2 separate regions of the Homo sapiens genome follow, and region 1 is linked to region 2. The links are chromatin loops, found by intact Hi-C in ENCODE. Cell type or tissue: OCI-LY7. All regions are shown on one strand. Each heading gives the region's core, and the rest is flanking DNA. Links, peaks and the distances in the headings are about the cores only.

What was found. Peaks named below come from ENCODE experiments on the same cell type or tissue, not always from the same donor. Only the 100,000 strongest peaks of a DNase experiment are listed, where the experiment ranks them.
Region 1: it touches region 2 in a loop (16-fold over the local background); 1 of 110 quality-filtered maps calls a loop at or near these places.

The regions. Positions count from the first base shown.
Region 1 is chr3:170,905,245-170,912,314 of GRCh38, reverse strand. EIF5A2 (eukaryotic translation initiation factor 5A2) reads left to right here and starts at 3,678. Exons shown (of 5, transcript NM_020390.6): 1 at 3,678-3,772; 2 at 4,474-4,673; 3 at 5,222-5,326. The coding sequence starts at 4,509. RefSeq lists a silencer at 4,018-4,157. In OCI-LY7, for the core only: a CTCF peak has its summit at 3,983; DNase peaks (open chromatin) are centred at 3,554 and 4,464; H3K4me3 peaks cover 2,542 bases; H3K27ac peaks cover 617 bases.
Region 2 is chr3:170,628,896-170,635,965 of GRCh38, reverse strand. The region is part of intron 2 of SLC7A14-AS1 (SLC7A14 antisense RNA 1); the gene reads right to left. Among named protein-coding and RNA genes, the nearest start is that of SLC7A14, 46 kb to the right of the region's middle. RefSeq lists enhancers at 1,242-1,451, 2,773-2,852, 2,913-2,962. In OCI-LY7, for the core only: no CTCF peak of the experiment used is centred there; DNase peaks (open chromatin) are centred at 1,065 and 3,005; H3K27ac peaks cover 1,867 bases.

The DNA of each region.
Region 1 (7,070 bases), core at 861-5,860, 280 kb before region 2:
GATCATAAGGTCAGGAGATTAAGACCATTCTGGCTAACATGGTGAAACCCCGTTTCTACTAAAAATACATAAAAAAAAAAAAATTAGCCAGGCGTAGTGGCAGGCACCTATACTCCCAGCTACTCGGGAGGCTGAGGCAGGAGAATGGCTTGAACCTGGGAGGTGGAGGTTGCAATGAGCCGAGATCACACCACTGCACTCCAGCCTGGAGCAACACAGCGACACTCCATCTCAAAAAAAAATTTAATTAAAAAAATTTAAAAATAATAAAAAATTTATCATTTTCTTGTATGTACTGTCTCAATGCTTCTCTATTGCCCTTGGGAGAAAGTCCGAATTCACCCATCTTTACAGTACACACCATCATACTACGCCATTTACAGTACAAATGGTGCCACGATTCTGTCACAATACACCTCTGTAACCCCATTTCCTTTGCCTAAAGTGCCCTTTCTAAACTCCTCTCCATTGCTAACTTCTATTTGTCTTTCAAATCTCAAACTGATATCCCCCGAGAGAAGCAGTTCCTGAACCTTCTAGACCTATGATGCCCAATATGATAGCCACCAACTATGCCTAGTTATTGAGCACTTGAATTATAGCTAGTCTGAATTTAGATGTACTGAAAGTGTAAAATACACCAGATTTTGAAGGCTTAGTATGGATAAAAAGTAAAATATCTTAGTAATATTTTTATATTGGTTACATGTGAAATAATATTTTGGACATATTCAGTTAAACAGAATATACTATTGAAATTAGTTTCATTTTTTAACTTTATGTGTCTAAAAGAAAACTCAAAACTATATGTGGCTTGTATCATATTTTAATTGGACACCACCTAGCCTAAATAAGCCCCTTTTTTCAGTGCCTTATAGTTATTTCTTTACTAGCATTTGTTTCATATTTTAAAATTACTAGACTGTCTTCTGCAATAGACTGCAAGCACCTTAGGAACCAGAGGCTGTCTTGGTCAACACAGTAATACCAGAGGTAAGGCTGCTAAAGTACACATAGTCAATCTTCATTATTTTTGGATTCCATATTTGCAAATTTGCATACTTGACATAATTTACTTATAATCTTAAAATCAATACTTGCAGTGCTTTTGAAGTCATTTGTGAACATGCACAGAGACTCGTGCCATCTAACGCACATTTAGCTGAGGTCAAACTCAGCCATGCTCTGCCTTCTTGTTTCAGTCGTCAAACTGTTAACCAGTATTCTTTTCAGTCTATTTATTGCCAGTTTTTGCATTGTTGTGCTTTTTGTTGGTGATTTCACCATTCAAAATGGCCCCCAAGCACTGTGCTGAAGAGCTGTCTAATGTTCCAAAACACAAGAAAGCTACAGTGTGCCTTACAGAGAGCATATGTTAGATAAGCTACCTTCAGGTATGAATTACATTGCTGTTGGCCATGAGTTTAATGTTAATGAACCAACAATATATAGGAAATCAGGTGTCTTTAAATGGAAACACACTAAAAATCACATATTAACCAATGTTGTGGCCCAGAGGCTCAGAGGAACCTAACCCTGTATTTCCCCTAGGAGCAATGGTTTAGTATTTGCCAATTCAGTGTTCTTACTGACTTCAGGAGAACTGACTGTATTTATTGAATGAGTAATGCTCAGTCATTTGATTCCAAACCCAAATCTTTTGTGAATGCAGTATATGGTGGTAGGTAGAGCAGTGACTCTGGAACCAAACTGCCTAGGTTCCAACCTTGGTTTTCCAACTTACTAGCTTTGTAATCTGGGGCAAATTGCTTTTCTCCTTTTTCCGTAACTAAAAATGCAGGTTAAAAAAGTACTGTTAATATTTGCCAGGGGCTGGGTGTAGAGGGAGGAAACTGAGAACAAAAAGCCACTAGAAAACTTTTGGAATGAGGGAAATATTCCATATCTTGATCATAGCAGATGATCAAGATATGTTTTTCAAAACTCATAAAAAGAAAAGGGACAAATTTTTCTTTATATGAATAACTTAACAAGGTTAAAAATAGAAAGCAGCAGTGACAAACAAAGGAATAATGCACATCAAAAATTTAGTACACTACCTGCCTATATAAATACTAAATACTATTAGCGATCATTGTAAAAACAATAGGGAAAAGTTAGGAGGTATAAGGAAAAGCAGAAAGAGCTAATGAACCAAGATTCTAATCTGGCTCTTTCTTTTTGGGGTGTTGGGGGTGGGGGGGGTGGTCTCACTCTGTCAGCCAGGTTGGAGTACAGTGGCCGGATCTCGGCTCACTGCAGTCTCCACCTCCCAGGCTCAAGTGATCCTCCCACCTCAACCTCCCTAGTAGCTGGGACCACAGGTGCACAGCACCATGCCCAGCTAAGTTTTCGTATTTTTGGTAGAGACGGGGTTTCACGATGCTGCCCAGGCTGATCTCGAACTCCTGAGCTCAGGGAACCCACCTGCCTCAGCCTCCCAACGTGCTGGGATTACAGGCATGAGCCACTGCTGTAATGGCTCCTTTGTATATTAGCTAGAGGCTGAATTCAGTACATGAGAGGGCAGTAACTTATTGCGAAAGTTAAATTGGACCTGTTTGAAAGATATGTGTAAACTGTAGAGTCATACAGGAATGTGAGATATGGGATTATTCATGAGACAGCAATAGGAAATCAAAGTTACCACATAAATGCGGGTGTGGGATGGGAAATAATTTCCTAGATCACCTCCCCAAGATAGGATACTGCGGTAGGTTGCGAAATGAAACTGTGAAGGGGGAGCACATCTCTTTTAAGAACCTTTCTATGGCAGTCTACAAGCTCTAGGTCAATTTTGAAGACCATCCAAGCGTTCTAATGTGCCAGGGTTAAACCCCAAACTCTAAGGAATGCCAATGCCAGGAGGAAAGAATGGATGAGTCGGCAGAACACCTCTCTGGACCCACAATGCCGTAGGAGTCAGACACCCTTCGCCTCCACAACTTCCCAACAGCCTTTGGTGTGAGAAGTGGGTTAATTCATTTCACTGCTGGCTTGTTAGCTGGCGGACGCTTCGGGAGTTCCCACCCCAGGGAGCAGTGCTGACTCTACAGGGGCATCCGGCGGCAGTCGCTGCCAAAAATCTCACCAAGGGGTGAATGGGGGGTCCTCAGGACCTGCGGTGCCGAGCTGGGTAATAAAATACTGCACCTGAATTCTTCTTTAAGGACCAGGAGGAGGTTCGAACCCCAAGAAAGGCTGCAAGCTGAACCAGAAGCTCGAACCCAAAGTTCGCTTCACAGCCAGCCACACTGGCACTCGCTGAATCTGCGCGCCTCGCGAGTTCTGACGATCGTCATGTGATAACTGCCACGCACCTGATGGCAGGGGCCATTGGGTGCTTTGCTTGGTTCCCATTAAAGTCGACTGCGACCCGAACGCAACAAACCTAAGAGTTGGAAGGCGCAAGTTCCTCTGCCAGCGAGCTCACCCTCGGCAACCAGACTGCTGAAAGTGCGCTCCACGCCGGAAGTGCACTAATCCGCAGCACGTGGGGTTGCCAGGGCGCTCTTCACGTGACTGGGCGGAGCCTCGGGAATCTGGTAGCCAATGGTAGCCCGAGAGGGCGGTGCCTGTGACGCTCCGGGGCCTATCCCGGAAATAGGGCTGAGTGGGGGCGGGTAAGGGCGGGGAGGCTGGGGTGTGGAAAGTGTGGCGGCCCCGCCCCGTCTCTTGGAACTGCCGCGGCCGCCACCGCCGCTGCCGGCGCCGCTGCTGTAGGGGACCAGCGCGGGTGCGCAGACGAAAGGCGCTCTTTGCCAGCTGAAAGGTGAAGACCTGGGGAAAAGCTGGTGGGGAAAAGCTGGTGGGGATGGGGCCAGAGTGAGGCAGGGCCGGGGAAGGCGCCCAGAACTGAGCGCTGACCGAGAGAAAGAAGGAGAATGGATGGGGGAACAGAGGCGAGCGCGGGACCCGCCGGGGCTCAGGCCCTAGTGGGGCCGGGCCGGGCCGAGCTGAGCCCTGGATGCCGGCAGAACAGGGGGCGCCTGTGCGGCCGCGGCGGCGACGTTGAAGGGTGGAGGGCGGGGTGCGCGCCAGCTAGCAGAGGGCCGGGTGCTGCTGGCCAGGTTCTGTTACCCCGCATCCTTCGCGGGGACCTGCGGCCTGGGCTGGGTCCCCCGCAGTAGGGTTCGGGGCGGCGGCCGAGGGCTGGGCGGCGGGGGAAGGTCGCCGGCTTCTGCGGTGGGGCGATGGGGGCCGCAACCTGCTGTTTCCAGCACGGAGGAGCGCCCAGGGCGGGTGTCCCCACCCTCAGCGAGCTCCTCTGCGACTTCTCATCCCACCTCCCCAAGCAGTAGCTGGAAAAGTTTGTAGAGGCCAGAGTTAGAAAGTGGCCACTAGTCTAGGGTGGGTGTTCCTTACATGCAGAAATAACGGGCCCATGATGCTTGGCACATAACTTGTCCGAAATGAGACGTTTCCCTGCCTACATACCCGTTGTTAAAAAGCAAACACAAACTTTTTGTGTAGTTCCCACGGAAAAACTACCATCTCCCCTGCCCACCATGGCAGACGAAATTGATTTCACTACTGGAGATGCCGGGGCTTCCAGCACTTACCCTATGCAGTGCTCGGCCTTGCGCAAAAACGGCTTCGTGGTGCTCAAAGGACGACCATGCAAAATAGTGGAGATGTCAACTTCCAAAACTGGAAAGCATGGTCATGCCAAGGTAAGTACCCTTGCAGATCAGGCTTTGGCTTCGGCGTTGGGACTTTGATCATTTGTATTCCGTTACAGATCATGAGATTTCTATACTTAAAATTTTGTAATAAGCACTATTTTTTCCTTCCCACAATTACTGGGTAATCAGTTATTACGTTGAATACTTAAAGGTAGCATTCCCTTCTTGGGCCCTTACAATGTTCATTAACTGGGAACTGAAACTTTCCTGAATCCTAGTGACCTATAAGATCTATTTAGTTTACAGATGAGAAAACCTGTTCTAGCAATTCTAAGAAATCTACACTTTATTTTTCTTGTGTAATCTCATAATTGAATCACTGGTCTATATTGGGTCTTGACATGTCGTGATACTGTTTAGTTGTTTACTGCCTCTTAATTGTAAGACCACTACATTTTTTTTTAAGTAAAATTAGATGACCTTGGAAGGAGGAGAAAAAGAATCTGTTGTAATCAGCATTGGTATTGTGCTCTTGTGTGTGTAATGAGTGATATACTTGGCAGAGATTAAACAGGTTTCCTGTTCTCCTCTGTTAGGTTCACCTTGTTGGAATTGATATTTTCACGGGCAAAAAATATGAAGATATTTGTCCTTCTACTCACAACATGGATGTTCCAAATATTAAGAGAAATGATTATCAAGTAAGCACTGATTTTCTTTAGAATGTTGCTTGTTTCTTCAAGGTGCAAATACTTTGTACTATCAGTAATAATTTGACAAAACCCAAGAGTAGTTTTGTAGGTTTTTCTAACCAATTATTAGGCACCAGCTATCTTAGAAATTGGAGAAATAGTGATGTTTAACACATGTACTTTTCTAGGATTATTGCTAGTTTGCTATTTTTTTCACATTCTTGCATTTTTTAAAAAGTCAAATACTTATTAGTGTTCTCAGGCCAAGTGACTGCATATTGCAATTAAGTCCAATGTTTAGTAAAAGTACTATTCTCTCTGTTGTAAAATATTTCTTGTTCTAATTTAAAACATCCCTCCTGGATGTTTTGTTTCTTTTCACTGATCAGACCTGAGACATTCAAGAAACTACTGAAATTCATGTTCCTACCAAGTTTTTGCATTAATGAATGTTAGTCAGAACTTGACATTCTTAAGTAGAGAAATAAGTTGAAAGCCATAAATATAAAGGATAAAGTACCTGGTCACTGAGTATGGTGAAGAAAACACAAAAACTATATAATTGGTTAAATTATACTTAGTGACCATGCTATGACCTTTTGCTAAATTATGTATGTAAATTTCAAGTTTTAGTTCCAGTTATACATTTGGGTAGGTCATATTTAATGATAGCATTTTGTTGTTTGAAGTATTGATGATAACAAAATAATTGACCTTATAGGATGTGGAAGCTCAGATTACTTATAACTAAAGCTTTTCTTGAAAGTCTTCAATTTCTGTATCAAGCATACCATATATCAAACTCATTTCTGCTCATTTTACATAGTGAAAAATACAAAGTTGACACTGGTATTTGTTTTATCCGACTTAAACTGATTTTTTTCTGTACCCTTTGTTGTATTGTATAAATTTCTTTTAATGTTGCTATCAACTGCACTTACGCAATGATTTCCTTTTGCTGTTTGTCCACATGCAAACATACTTTTTTGTGGTTTTAATCTAGTAAACACTTTTATATTTTCACTTTCCTACTTGTCATAAATGTTTTCTAGGTTGCTTTGAAGTCTTTGTAGAAATTTGAATTGTCTTGCAAGTGGGTTTTTTTAACCAGGTAGATCTGGGTTTGGATCTAGTTCTGTCACTTTCTAGTTGGATGATTTTGGACAAGTTATACACCTTTCTGAGCCTGTTTTCTCATCTACAAAATAGTGATAATAGGAGGATTAAATGAGAAAATGTACCCCATTAAGAACTCCATAAGTAGATACGTACCAAAAAGTGCTGTTCTGTTTCCCCCTTTTCCTATGTAAAAATTCTACTTAATCATTTCATTATTGTTGGAGCACCAACTTTGATGTGGTACATAGTAGGTGCTCGAAAAATATTTGTTAAATGTATATGTGATTACTGAATGTGGTAGAGATAGTACAGCAGGCTAAAGTTGAGCGTAGAATGTTGTCAAAATTGGGTTTCTCTTTTCGTCTTAAAGTATGAAAGCTTTGACTATTCAATATTAATTATATTCAGTAATATTCATTCAATATAGAATGCTTTTGCCTGTTGCATGTTTCAGAAAGATGGTATCAGCAGTTCAGATAATTACTATTATACTATGATAAGGTTAGCCAGTCATTGATTGGAGCTCAAGACTTAAAGGAAAAATTTGGTTTGGGTCCTAGACTAGGATGAGGCAAATGAAGTGAGGGAGGCTCTTGCCTCAGGCACAAAATTTTAAATAAAGACAGAACTAGTA
Region 2 (7,070 bases), core at 796-5,795:
CAGTTCCATTTTGTAATATGTTGCCACCCACGTCAATAGCTATTGATATTCTGTAATTTTCAGTGACTAGCTGAAGCTCTCCCATGCACTACACTAATCCAGCTGCTTGTTATAGGTAAAAATAAAGGAAGTGATTATTACGCTGGTGGAAAACTCAGTTGCAGCTCAAAGACTACATAACTATAAATTGCAGAAGGATTAGGAATTCATGGTTGGGTAGAACAATTATAGGTCAGCAATTTCATGTTAAATTGCTTATTGCAAGGTGGAAGTGGAAGATACTGCCAAGCAAAATCAATTTACCTTGAAAATAATTAGTGAGATGCAAACACCTGGAGATGGGAAATTCGTTTGAAAGTAATTATTGCTGCTCAAATCTAGCCAGTCTCTTTCAGCAGCAAGGACTGTCTGCAGATGGAGATTTCACTGAATTGAGTGCTGCTTGAAAGGATCTGTTGGATTCTCATCTAAAATCAGCTTGAGTTTAGCATTATAGGGGAAAGCTCACGCTGTACAAAGAGCTTAATAGTCAGGATTAGATGGGTTTCTGAATGCACAGGGAAGAGAAAAATGGGAAGCAATATGTGAACTGAACAATCAAGTCAGATTTAGAGGCCTTAGCCTGGTCTAGTAACCCAGTTAACTGCCAATTCCTTTATGTGGATGAGGAAAGATGAATGTCTCCTTTATTCACCATATGCAACACACCCTCAGTCATTGAAGACAGAAACATTGAACGGAGTGACACATTGCTTTTCCATGTGCAATTTGCTGTATCTTTACTGGAGAGCATTCCGAGTACTGAGGCAGAAGTTGTGAAGTCAGTTAAAATCACCAGCAATGGTTGGCAAGGAAATTTGAACAATAAAGAAGCTGAGACTCTAAACACACCCCACAAGACTGGGTCTCACATCCCTGAAGGGAGGGGAAATTAGATAGGGCAGATGGTTTTATTGCATTGAGGTATACTTTGTCCTTTAGAGTCATTTCTATCATCTATGCTAAAGACAGAAATGAAAACAGGTTCTGCAGACATGCAGCTGGTCCTGTATCACACAACGCTCCAGTGAGTTGAAGAGGGCAGATCTGCATGAAAACACAACCAAAAGAACAGGTAAAAACAGCCACAAATCACCAAATGACCAGAGGGACTGTTGTCTTTGGTTTGTGGTCTTTCTGCTTCTGTAGGATCAGCCAAAGTAGTCAGTCCTTGGAGACCAATTGGAGTCCCCTTTGTTTCTGCTTCTGTGGCTGCAGCTTGGATAGAGATGACTTGCTCAGGCTGCAAGCAAAAGCCACAACTCACAGAAGGGGCAAAGAAGAGAAAATGAATCTCTGAGATATTTTTTTTCCTTTTTTTTTCTTTTTTTGAGGTGGAGTCTCGCTCTGTCACCCAGGCTGTAGTGCAATGGCGCAGTCTCAGCTCACTGCAACCTCCACCTCCCGGATTCAAGAGATTCTCCTGCCTCAGCCTCCCAAGTGGCTGGGATTACAGGCACCCACCACCACACCCAGCTAATTTTCGTATTTTTAGTAGAGACGGGTTTCACCATGCTGGCCAGGCTGGTCTCAAACTCCTGACCTCACGATCTGCCCACCTTGGCCTCCCAAAGTGCTGGGATTACAAGAACGAGCCACCGCACCTGGCCCCTCAGAATTTTTTTTTAACTTAGTTCTTTTCAACTTAGTTTAAAGTTGAGGCTCATATACATACATTCAGCCCAAGGCACCAGCCTAATCTCTCCTGGGTAAGCATTAGGAAAAGGCACCTCAACCTCTGGGGTACACAGCTTGTTGAGCAGATTGCAGGTTGAATTTTAGGACGCAGCCATTAAACCAACATGAATATGTCTATCAATGTCTGTATTGGTCATGTCCCAGAAAAAAAATAGATGGCACATTGAAATTAGGGCAATTCAAGGACAGCATAATAAAGGGACATTTATGAAGGTGTAGGCAGAGTATGGGATAGCACAGTACTCCTAGGATGAAGGTCAGAGTGTTACAAGAACCAGGTAAGGGAGGATCACTAGGAGAGGGTCTACTTGGCAGGAGGTGTGGAGCTGTGACCTCCAGAAAGCCCCACTGGAGGCCATTCCACAGGGGAGAAGTCAAAAGAATAAACACCCCAGCCTCATCTGCTTCTTCCCTCCAAACTCCTCTGGGGCGCCTCATAGGCTGAAGTTACCTGATAAGCCAGAGGTCAAGGTATCCCATTGAAGTGGCCTATGGGGTCAGCCTAGGGCAGAGAGCAGCAGGTTGAGGGTGGAGAGTGGATCTAGGGGCACACATGGGAAATATCCAGCTCACAGTTCATGACCGGGCTGCCCCAGTGGTTTATTCTTTCTAACGTGTGTTCAGAACCACCTCCTCGGTGCTGGACCTGTTCTGGGGGCACGTTGATGTGTCCATTATGAATCCCTAGCCTCGAGAAGCTTTTTTCCAGCAGGGAAAATGGTTGTTTGGGGGCTTTGGTTTTGGCTTTTTGCCTGTGAATCTCCTGCCAGAGAATAAGTCCCCAAATTTTGGGAAATGGAACTTCTTTATTTCCAGCCATGTGGCTTCAGCTTTCACCCTAGGTGACCAGAGGGGGCTGATATTATCCCGAAGGCTCCTGACAACTTCTATTTTATGAGTGCATCCACTTTATAAAATATTAACCAGAAAAGTATTAAAATTTGCAAATGCAACAACAGACCCAGAGGGACAACGTGATGATACCATTTTTTATATATTTTTTTAAAACATGAAAAGCATTTCTGAAAGACAAAGGAAAAAAAGGTGTGTCTTTGTTCTCCTTTCAATGTAAGCAGAGTGGTATATGTTTGTTTTCTGCGGACATTGCTGATTCACCAAGGATTCAAGAATTACTAATGAGTGTTTTTCACTTCTCATTTACAAATGGAATACATTAAGAAATTACTCAGCCACACTCGGTGTGGTTTTTAATTGAAACCAACCTCTCTGTACGGATGAGTGGAATTTCTTTTTCTCTGCACACAGGGGTTGGTTGACATTTTCAGCTTCAGAGGGCCTGAAATGTGGTCAACACATTTGTTTTCACATGAACAACCCCATGTGGTCTGTTTAAATAGAGTAACCAAATTGTCTAATTTTCACAGAACTCATTTCTCTCTGCACGAGCACTTTCATTGTTCCCCACCTTCTGAGGTAGAGAAAATGCACTAGATGACACTTTTATTAGCCTAACTTCTGCCCTTTATTTTTCCCCTTTAATATCAGACCCACAGAAAATAATAAGCAAACCATAGACTAGAAAGAATTATTAACCCAAATGTGACAAGTGAAGTGTAAATATCCTCTTATTTTCAAACACTAATAAAAACTAATAAAAATCTGATACCAACAAGTAGATGGACAAAGGACATAAACCAAATGATGCATCCAGAAATCACAGTTACTGCCCAGCGTGGTGGCTCATGCCTGTAATCCCAGCGCTTTGGGAGGCTGAGGCGCACGGATCACCTGAGGTCAGATGTTTGAGACCAGCCTGGCCAACACGGTGAAACGCTGTCTCTGCTAAAAATACAAAAATTAGCCAGGAGTGGTGGTGCACACCTGTAATCCCAGCTACTCAGGAGGCTGACACAAGAGAATCACTTGAATCCAGGAGGCAGAGGTTGCAGTGAGCCGAGATTGCGCTGCTGCACTCCAGCCTGGCCTGGGCGACAGAGTGAGACTCTGTCTTGAAAAAAATAAAATAAAATAAAGAAAGAAATCACAGTTACTAAACAAACATGGGGGGAATGTTCAACTTTATTTACTCGTTCATTTATTCATTCATTTGTTAAATACTTATTAAGCACCCACTCTGTGCCAAGTACCACACAAGATCCTGAAAATATGTAGATTAGTAGAACACAAACCTCATCCACAAAGGGTTCCAATTTTAGCAAGAGAGAACTGTAAACAAGATCTATGGACTAGGCTGTTGTGTTCAGGGAATGATAAGCAATTTAAAAAGCTAAAATGGTTAAGGTAGAAAGAGTGAACTCAGCCCTAAAAGAAACAAGAACTCAAACAAGTGCCATTTTCAATGAGGAAACTGGCACATATTTTTAATGTTAATATTTAATGTTGTAGTGCTTGCTTTGGCAGAAGATATATTGAACTGGGCTGACTCTGTGGCAATTTTAGTAGTAAAATCCATGACTCTCTAATTCTATTTCTGAAGTTCCATATTAAGGGTATAATCTATCGAAAAAGCTATATGTCATAAGATGTTTATATATCATACAACATTGTTATGTATAATAGCAAATAATTGGAATCATCCTAAATGCCCAACAACCACAGAAAGATTCAATAAATTATAGCATATTCATTTGCAAGAACATTCTGCATCCATTAGAAATGCTTATATTAACGGAAAACATGAAATTAAGTATACACTAAATAATCATCATGTTTAAATATGCCCAGAAAAGAAAATCTAGAAGGAAATACATTAAAATGCTAACAGTGATTGCATGCATGTGATTTTTTTCTTTTTCTTATGTTCCAAAAAATTTTTATTATTATTATTTTTGTAGAGACAAGGTTTCTTTAAGTTGCCAAGGCTGGTCTTGAACTCCTGGCCTAAAGCAACCCTCATATCTTAGCCTCCCAAAGTGCTGGCATTACAGGCATAAGCTACTGTTTCTGGACCCCCAACATTTTTAATACGATTAGTTTTTTTAGAATAAAGTTCAACCTTGTAAAAAATGAACAGTTAACCAAAAAACTGAAATTCTACTTCATTGTTTCAGTAGCAGTTTTCTATGGGTTTGAATTCAAATTGTGGGAAAAGCAGTGTTGTCAATCATGCATGAGTTCTGGATGGCAGGCCTATCTCTCTAATCACAGTGTTAATTTTGGCCAGGTCCTTTATCTCTCTCTTTTCATTTTCAGAAAATAAGAGAGATGGCCTGAATTCTCTCAAAAGCTCTTTCTGACCCAAAAATCTATGAATCTTGACATTCTAGGAAAAAGAGTTTTTGCCTCAATTCACTGAAATCACAAACAGTGCATTGAAACACTTCTTTACATAAATCAGGCACAAAATGTCAGACGGAGAGGAGGCATAATCAGAAAATAACGTGTGTTTGTCTCATCAGATATTTTTCAGAAAAGATTAAACAGTGTCTTTTCCCACTGAATTCATAGCATCCTCTAGTTCTTGTCCTTAAAATCAATCTTTACAGAAGAGCAAGCTTTATCCATTATTTAACACATATTTCAGTCTGTTGTTATTTGGCCATGAGGAGGCGGTGGCTTAAATGTAGAATTTGGGTTTCCTATGCCAATACAAAACCTGTAACCCTAATTTACAGGGCCTCCTGCCTTTTTTATGGTCATTCACAATATAGCATGAACTGAGCCTTTACAGATGCAGTGTCTCAAACTAAACGTAATCCTGGGAAATAAGTCTATCTAATTTCTTCAGAGTAGAGGAAAGTGCAGCATTAGTAGGGTATTTCTGGGCATATGCATGCTTGGAAGCCTGGAAATATTCCATTTCATTTTCCAGTTGGAGAGATTTTAAATGTTAGATCGCTTTCTTTTCCAAAGCAAACATATCATCTCTTGGATTGACTGAGACCTGATGGGTTTCCCTTGATCAAAGAACCACTTAAGGTGACAGCCTACATGGTCACAGAGCATGAAAAACCTTACCCACATTTCCCCCTCTTTCCCTGTAGGAGGATCCCTAAGGGTTAGGTGATACCAGAACTAGGAGAGGTAGGCAGAGAGAAACTGAAAGACCTGAAAGAAAATAATTTCTCTGGATAGTTTCTCTGACCACTGAGGGATTATTTAATAGTAAAAACATACACTACAAATCATCAGAGAGCTTGACTTTCCACCAGTTGGGGATTTACTTCTGGTCATGATTGCACATCTCTGAGAAGTTACTGACTCAGTCCTGGGCTCCTTCTTTTCCCCAACTACACACTCTCCTTGAGTCTCATCCAGTCCTCGGGCTTTGAATATTGCCAGGCTGATAATATCGACCTGAGACTCCTATATCTCACTGCCACGCGGATAGTTCCATTCGGATGTCCCACAAGGCATCTCCAACTTAAATATCCAGGAGAGACCTCTTGCCTTCCTGCCTCTCACTTCTAAATGTGGAGCTTGCCTGGAAACCTGGGAGTCATGATTGGCAACTTGCTTTTCTCTCATTCTTCACAGTCCTTTCAGCCAGCAGCTCCAGCCCCCATACCCGTGATTAGTCTCCACTTCCACTGCCACCACTCAGATTCCAGCCAAGGTCTCTTCTCGTGCAGCAACACCAACGACCTTCTAATTATTCCTTCAACTTCCATTCTTGCCCTCCTCCAATCTGTCGTCCACGCAGTGGCCAAAAGTTCTTTTTAAAACACGATTTGAATTACACCATTCTCCTGCTTAAGACTTTTACCTGGCTTTGCATTGTACCTTGAATGAAATTCAGGCTCCCGCCGTGGTGTTCTGGGCCGTGCATGGTAAGACCCATGCCCTCCTCTCCACCTCGCCCAGGCCACGTTGCCTGCTGCCCCCTGCACCACAGTCCCAGTGGTCTTAGTCATCTCAAGCATACACCATGCCTCAGAGCCTTTGCTCCTGCTGGCCCCTATTTCCCCTGCTCTTTGTGTGGCTGACTCTTTCCTCTCCATCAAGTTTCAGTGTCAACGTGACTTACTCTTACAGAGAAGCCTCCTCTCATTCGCTATGTAAAGAATTTCCCAACTTCATTGCTATCTGTGATAGTGCCCTGAATCTTTCTTAATAATTACTAAAAGTTGTCATTATTTTATTTATTGCTTATTTGATTACTATGCTATACCTTGTCTAGATTGTAAACTGTAAGGGAGCAGAGGTCTCGGTTATTTTTTCCCTATGTATGCCACATCCAGCACATAATAAATGCCCAATAAATATTTGCTGATTAAGTTAATTAATTAAAGAAGGCCATTAGTCATTGACACTTTTAGCTAGTTGCTAGAAAATCAACCTGATTAACCTAATCTGATTGAGGCATGCCACTGTGCTCCTTCTACCTCTGTGCAAGCAGAGTTTCAGCTACA